Regions from separate parts of the Homo sapiens genome. Here region 1 is linked to region 2. A link is a loop called in an ENCODE intact Hi-C map of the cell type or tissue named here. Cell type or tissue: natural killer cell. All regions are shown on one strand.

What was found. Peaks named below come from ENCODE experiments on the same cell type or tissue, not always from the same donor. Only the 100,000 strongest peaks of a DNase experiment are listed, where the experiment ranks them.
Region 1: it touches region 2 in a loop (4-fold over the local background); 2 of 110 quality-filtered maps call a loop at or near these places.

What each region holds. Positions count from the first base shown.
Region 1 is chr3:27,904,213-27,908,212 of GRCh38, reverse strand. No RefSeq gene overlaps it. Among named protein-coding and RNA genes, the nearest start is that of LINC01981, 72 kb to the right of the region's middle. In natural killer cell, no CTCF peak of the experiment used is centred here; a DNase peak (open chromatin) is centred at 2,352.
Region 2 is chr3:28,087,526-28,091,525 of GRCh38, reverse strand. LOC105377008 (a long non-coding RNA gene) reads left to right here. Exons shown (of 3, transcript XR_940674.3): 3 at 164-2,309. Among named protein-coding and RNA genes, the nearest start is that of LINC01967, 61 kb to the right of the region's middle. In natural killer cell, no CTCF peak of the experiment used is centred here; a DNase peak (open chromatin) is centred at 1,755; H3K27ac peaks cover 1,316 bases.

The DNA.
Region 1 (4,000 bases), 180 kb after region 2:
CCCTCTTCTCACTCTCCAAGTGCCCCTCACACTCGTTCTTGCTCCTGGCGTCCTCCCCTGTCCAACTCCTCATGGGAACAGAGAGGAGGGTGAAGACTTAAGGGGACAGGAATGCTTTGACTCACCTGCGATTCGCATAGCTTTGTGTTCTCCAGGCCTCACTGGAATTCAAAACCAACCTTTTCCCTCAAGAACCACTTTGTGTGCCTGCTTTGGAAACTTCTCAATATTGGGAATATTTTTAGGTTCAATTCTGGGCAAGGACCTACAAATATAAATGTAAGAAGTACCTCAGACAAGCAGGACAAATTAAATGTAATAAGAAAGCACCTTTATTTTATTTTTATTTATGTATTTATTTATTTGAGACAGGGTTTCTCTACTGTCACCCAGCCTGGAGTGTAGTGGTGCGCTCTTGGCTCACTACAACCTCTACCTCCCAGTTTTGAGCGATTCTTCTGCCTCAGCCTCCCGAATAGCTGAGAGTACAGGCACCTGCCACCATGCCCGGCTAATTTTTGTATTTTTAGTAGAGACAGGGTTTCACCATGTTGGCCAGGCTGGTCTCGGAACTCCTGACCTCAGGTGATCTGCCCACCTCAGCCTCCTAAAGTGCTAGGATTACAGGTGTGAGCCACTGTGACCAGCCTCATTTTTATTTTTGTCTCTTGCTGTCCCTTTAAAATTTATTCTGGGGAGGACATTCTTTCCCAGTGACTAGATAAAAACTGACTGAATATTGTGCCTTTTCTGGTCACACAATTAATAGAAAATTCTGCAGTTACCTTATATTACAACCTCATTTCAATAATTAAAATAATTAAAAATTATTAAGTAATTTTAATAATTTAATAATTTTAAAAATAATTAAAAATAATTTTAATAATTTAATAATTTTAAAAATAATTTAAAATAGTTAGAATTATCTAATCCCTTTAACAAAACTCCAAATTTAACTTAGTCTTCTTTGCTCACTCTTCCTTGCTTTACTAATCTCAGTGTCTGACTCTTCCAAAGCTGGAGTCTGGGGAGAAAAGAAATGAAAGGTGAGCAGAAATAATTTTGCTTGACTGATATGAACATAAAATGGTTAGACATTTAAAGAAAACTTGCTCCTAGGCAAATTCACAGCTTCTTTGTAGTTTCCCCTGCTGATCCCCTCTAATTGACTCTACTTGGTCCAGGGTCAGGATTTGGCATACTATTGCAGGCCGACCAAATCCCACCTAGTGCCTGTTTTTATAAATAAAGTTTCATTGGAACATAGCCATGCCCATCCTCTGACATACTGTCTATGCTTGCTTTTGTGTGACGATGACTGAGCTGAATAATTGCAACAGAGACTCTGTGGCCTACAGAGATTAAAATATTTATTCTCTGAGCCTTTACAGAAAAAATTTTTAACCCTTGCCCTAGGCTGTACTTTTCCTTTGACTGACTACTCCTGAAACCCCCTCAGTCAGGTTTGTAAACTATTGGGGTCCCCTTCCCTAACAGGTCATCCTCTAGGAAATAATCGCTTTAAAAATGACTCCAGGTCCCATTCCTCCCATGAATTCCTCATCTAGTCTCTGAAATTCACACTCCTTAACTGCCATCAGGGAGAATGCAATTTTTCCCCACTGTACCCTAAACCCTCTTGCCTCAAGCTGTGTTAGAACTCCCAGGTAAATTGTTCCACCGTGGCCCCAGCTGCTAGGATAGATATGAAGCACTTTGAGTGATCCAGTGACAGCCCCTCTCTCTAGCTCAGGATCAGAAGATAGCACAGCACACTCTTCCACTTTGGGGAAAGGTGGTTGGAACTCCATAGCTATTTCCAATAAAAATCCTTCTATACAATCCATCCAATTTCCCACAAGTAGTTCCTTTCATATATTTAATCTGAATGAGACATTGTTGTGGGTTGGATTCCCTAGAAGCAGAGTCTGAGATATAAATTCCTACTAGGGTTGCCAGATAAGATATAATATCCCAATTAAACTGGAATTTCTGATTAAACACTGAAGGATTTAGTATGAGTATGTCCCTAATATTGCATAGGACACATTTATATTAAAATATTATTTTTTATGTATCTGAAATTCAAATTTAAATGAGTGTCTTGCATGTGTTTATTTGTTTTTCTTTAATCTGCAACTCTAATTCTCATTTAAGTGATTGACTGAAGGAGCACACTCAGGTGAAAGGGAACGGGGGAAGCAAAATGGGGCAGAAGGAAGAAGCTAAGCAAAGATGTGGTCTCAGCTGGGGACAGGCCTCAATCAGATGCCATGGGGAGCTGTGGAATATGAACTGTACCACATAGTGTGTCTCACCTTGAGGCAAGCGGTCTGCCTTTGACACCTCCATATGAGTTAACTGTGGTCTGTGGGTTGCCTCCTAGATGAGGCAGTTTGCATTAGTTCCCATTGGTCCCCAGCTGAGGGCAATTCTCTAGATAAAAAAGCAGCTGTGAGCCAGTCAGAGTCAATACTCATAGCAGCTGGGAGAGGAATGCCATAGCCCAGTAAAGGGGACCTTGGTAGGGCATGCATCCCAGCTCTGTCTCTGATTTTTTTTTTTTTTTTGAGACAGAGTCTTGCCATGTCACCTAGCCTGGAGTGCAGTGGCATGACCTCAGCTCACTGCAACCTCCACCTCCCAGGTTCAAGCAATTCTCCTGCCTCAGCCTCCCAAGTATCTGGGATTACAGGCGCCCATCACCACGCCCTGCGAATTTTTGTATTTTAGTGCAGGTTTTCACCATGTTGGCCAGGCTGGTCTCAACTCCTGACCTCAGGTGATCCACCAGGCTCTGCCTCCCAAAGTGCTGGGATTACAGGCGTGAGCCACTGCGCCCGGACTCTATCTGATTATTGACTACTTTAAGCCTCCTGTCTGATAGTCTGTGATAATCATCTGTATCCTTCCATTTGATCCAACACTTCCTATTTCACATTCTATTATATCTATTTTATGCAATGGGTATTATGTTAACTTATAACTAGGGATTCATAGCTGTAGAAAAAATTGGGAAAAACAATAGTCTGGGTGGTAGATAACCTGCATTCATATTTACTAGCTATGAGCTTGTACAAATAGACTAGCTTCTCAATCTCAGTTACTCATCTATAAAATGGATTTTTTAAAAAACCTCTCTCAAATGGTTATTGTACATTATTCATGGAGATTGGTTCTAAGACCCCCGCAGATACCAAAATCCATGGATGCTCAATTTCCTGATATAAAATAATGTAGTGTTTGCATATAACCTACGGACATCCTCCCACATACTTTAAATCATCTCTAGATTACTTATAATGCCTAATACAATGTAAATTCTATGTAAATAGTTGTTATAGTGTATTGCTTAGAGAATATTGACAAGAAAAAAAGTCTGTACATAGTTCAGTACAGCTACAACCATCCATTTTTAAAAAAATATTTTCCATTTGCCATTGATTGAATCCACAGATGCAGAACCTATGGATACAGAGAGCAGAGTATTTCACCTGGGGCTCCTGTTGGCAGTGTCAAAATATGATTTTTCTTTTCCTTTACATGGAGGGGTCTACTCACTGCACTTCTCCTTTATCTCTGGGCTTAGCCTTTTTTTTGATACCTGGTGATTTGTTTAGGTCATTATAGGAGAGGGCAAATATTGGGCTTCAAGCCCACCTTGTAGAGCAGCCCAATCAGTGTGATGTGTTTGAGGTTAGTTGTTGCCAGGAATGACAAAGTTTGTTATCTTACATTTGGGCATATTATTCAAGTCAAGTGGGACTAGACATTTGATCATGCTTTTAAGAAAATTTTCAGTTTCCTCCCAGTGAACTCCTAGAGAAGATCTCAGAGTAGTTTTTATCTGGACAACTAAATTATCTGCATATCACACATATGTTAAAGGATGTCTGTCATTGAAACTATATGGATAACACTCAAAGAGTTCTGACTTGAGATTCTAATTCAGGCTTCCCCCACCTCCCCACCCACCTTTACTTCCAGACATGAGCAAGTC
Region 2 (4,000 bases):
ATTCATTTTTCTATTCCTAGTGTTTTAGCACAGTAACTAGCATATAGATCATAATTACATCTATTAAATGAACAAATTACAGGAAAAAAAACCCGGATGGAATATGGTAGCAAAAAAGCTGGGTACTCCCAATAACTTGACATTTTTTATTCTTTTCCTGCAGGTATCAATGGTGAGCAGAAGAGGAGCAGGGAATGATGAAAGACCACACATTCTCCAAAAGTCACTAAGCACTGTCTGCAGATGGAACATTCATATTTTCACATAGTATAAGTCATATGATCTTTGATCCTCCATGTATTGCTATCCAGCCATTTACTTTAGAATGTCAGCCTTTATACTGATATCACACACATGTTGTAAAATGTAGTGAAGATAAACGGGTGAAGTTAAACTTACAATGCTTTTGCTGTTATCCATAAAAATGCAATAGGTATTGCATAGAATTAGTTACAAGCACAAAACTGTGATACCCTATATGCCCCTGTTACAAGAAAGTTGTCATTTTACATTATGGGTATTTATTCGATATTTTCATAGTTTAATTACTAACAAAGCATTAATAATGCCAGATTGTGCTGACAAACATTGCAGTCTCTGAATAGGAGAAAGAATATATTCTTTGCACCATTATACAATGATTTAGAACTTTAATAGTGTGCTGGGGAAAAAACATGTATCTGTAACCTGAAATAGTTGTTTTACCTCCCTGAGTACAAAATATGTCACACATTCTCTCCTAAATGTATTCTCTATTTTTACCAGTCATTTTGTTGCTAAAATGTAAGATATGGGGATGGGATGTGGGTGATTGTCTCCGTCCTTTTGGGCTTCTATAACTAAAATACCTTAGACTGGGTAATTTATAAACAACAGGAATTTATTTCTCACAGTTCTGGGGGCTGGAAAGTCCAAGATCAAGGCTGTGGTGGGGTTTGGCTGGCGAGGGCTCCATCCTTCTTGCTATATCTTCACATGGTGGAAGGAGCAAACAAACTCCCCCAGCCCTCTTTTACAAGGGCACTAATATTATTTGTGAGGGCTCCACTCTCATGACTTAATCACCTCCCCAAAGACCCTACTTCTTAATACTAACACATTGGGGATTAATCTTCAACATATGAATTTTGGAGGAACACAAACATTCAGACCATAGCAATGTTTATTGGGGTGAATGCTCATTTAACTTTTCCCAGAACAATCCCTGTTAAGTCTGCTAACCTCCTGTAGTTAATGATAAAATTTCCTTCATTTTCCGAAGTGTTCTTGTTTGGATTATAAATTATGTAATTACCCTAATGACAATTAACTAGACATTTTTTTTCTTACTGTATAGCACCAGTATGGGCAATTGCAGTGGCTTTCAAACTTGACTACAACTCAGGGAGAAATACATTTTTCATCATAACGTAGTACACACACACACACACACACACACACACACACACGCACACACACACACACATACACTAGATAAAGCAAAAGCTTTAGGAAATGGTACTTGGATATTTTCAAATATATTTTAGTCTGTTTTTTAATTAAAAATCTCTAGTCATGATACATTAAATTGACTTATTGACCCACAGCTTGAAAAAACACCAATATTTTGGATGTGTTTTAAGGTCATAGAACACGCCTTCTGATTTTTTTCCTTCCCTAGGTAATCCTATGCAAGTTGCCAATCTTCTCTAAACAACACTCTTCTTCATCTATAAAGTAAATATTAATACCTACCTGAAGGTGGCAGAGAGAGTTAACTGAGATAATTTGGTTAATGAGCCTGAAATCTAGTCAACACTTACTAAAGGTAATTTCTTCTCCTCTCTTCCGCTTCTAAACCAACAGGACACAGCTGAAGTTCACAGGTTTGTAAAAGTGAAAAAATATTTTTCTTAACCCCCTGACCTCTAAAGTTTGGTCAGAGTGTTTAGCCACTGATAAAACATCTTTAAGCACTGTTACTTCTATGTTCAACTAAAAGAGTCACTTTTCAGTAATTTCCGGTCAAGCCCATCACAATAGCACTTGCAGCTTCTCAAAAGAAAAGAAAGAAAGAGAGAGAAAGAAAGGAAGAAAGAGAATTGAAGGAGGAAAGAAGGAAAAAAATCATGATGAAGATTTTAAAACATGTCTTATTGAGGGATGGGATGGTGAGGAAGTTGATTATAGTGATGGATGTGACAGACAGGGCCCGTACTTCTGTTTCTGTTCTCAAACTAACAGTTTTCACACATAACCGTTTTCACACATAACACATTAGTAGAATTTCTTTTGAATATTTGCCTTGGAAATAAAACAATAATAATATAGCATTTATTATATTTATTATATATAGAGTGTGTGTGTGTGTGTGTCTGTGTGTGTGTGTATCCCACATGTCCACATGAGAAATAATGAAAGAAGATGGAGCCCAAGTAAGAGAGTCCTGATGCCCCATAATGCAGAGAGACAAAGAAGTGATGAAATCAAGTACTCTACCTCTGGGCCGCCAGAATCCAGGCCTGGTTCCAGAGTCCTCTGGTTTTCACCGTGTTGGGGTGGGGCCTCCCCGGGTGCACAGCTTTTCTGCACTGGTTGGCATCTACTGAACCTTAGGTGATCACAGCAGTGGTAAAGACAAGCCAGCTTCCGTCTTTCCATAGTTTGTTCCCCTGTACTTCAGGAGGGAGGGGAGCCCCTCTATGGAATGCAATACACACTAGGCATCCTATCACTATGTAAGAACTCATCTTGCTCCCTCATTTCACATTACATCTTTGACTGTCTTGCTCAGTTGTTTCACCTTGGCTAGTTTTTACTCTTTGGCGAGTACTCTCACAACTCTCTTGTAGGCAGGAGCCCATTTTCTTTTTCTGAGTACTCTGGACTCCTTGCATGGTGCTTCCTGGGCAAGGGGTGCTCAACAAATTGTGCTGATAATTAAGTCATTCACTCAAAATATATTTATTAAGCACCTAGTGACCAAGACAGAAAAAAGTTACTATTGACCTTCAAATCACCAAATCTAATGATCATTCCTTACTGCTCATCTTCCTCCACCATTGCTACCTTAGAGGCCTCCCGTGCCTGCCTCCATTTCCCAGACTTACTGCTTGATTCTCCCTGGCAAGCTTTCCCTTCACCATTTTTTTTTCAGCACTTGTAAGGAACTGAATCTGTCCCCAATAGTACACAGTTTGAGTTAGAGCCAGGACTAGAACTCAGGCCTGCATATAATCAAAGATCAGAAAACGGCCAAATCTTGGTGTTTCTATTCACAGGGAGGAAACCCAGATGGGCCTACTCACAATACATGCTTCCAAATGAAAGAACGTTTTTCCCCCTAAGGACATTGTTAGGACACTGTCTAGCTAGAAGATATTCAGAGAAAATTCACTCCTTTACCTGCCCTAGGGAAATGGGAAAATTCAATGTTTGAGCCATTTACCCAAAAGAGTAATCCATGCTGGAAATTTTGCTGAAAGTATTCTTTTAAAAGGCCCTTCTGTCTTTATTATGACGATAAGACTGCTGAGTCTGCCCAAGCATATGAGGTTGCAAAGAATATTTCTTTTTATTCAGACCTTGTATTCTCTACATGATGAAAGGATTCTTGGCACATAGTTGGCAATTACTATCTAGGTTTTCTGCATAACATAGGTTTTTTAAACTAAGCTTTTAACTCAATAGACATCAGGCTCCAATGAAAATACATGTGGCCTAACACGAGCAGAAATAAACACAATTCTAATCAACTTAACTGTTGACAAAAGCATGTGGTTTCATTGCTTGCGGCCAAAGTTGTAAGAGTGGACTCTGATTTCTTGCAGGAACACCCCTCATTTATGTGTGCAAATAGGGTAATTAAGTGTCCAATTACCAGATTTGCATTGGCAAATGGGGGCTTTGTGTGGGTAAAATTCTCCATGGTTTGGGACCAGCTGAAACTTAGGTCTTTTCTTTTTGGATCAATCCCCCAACAATAACACGGGCATGATGAAGTTCCCTTCTTGTCCTGATC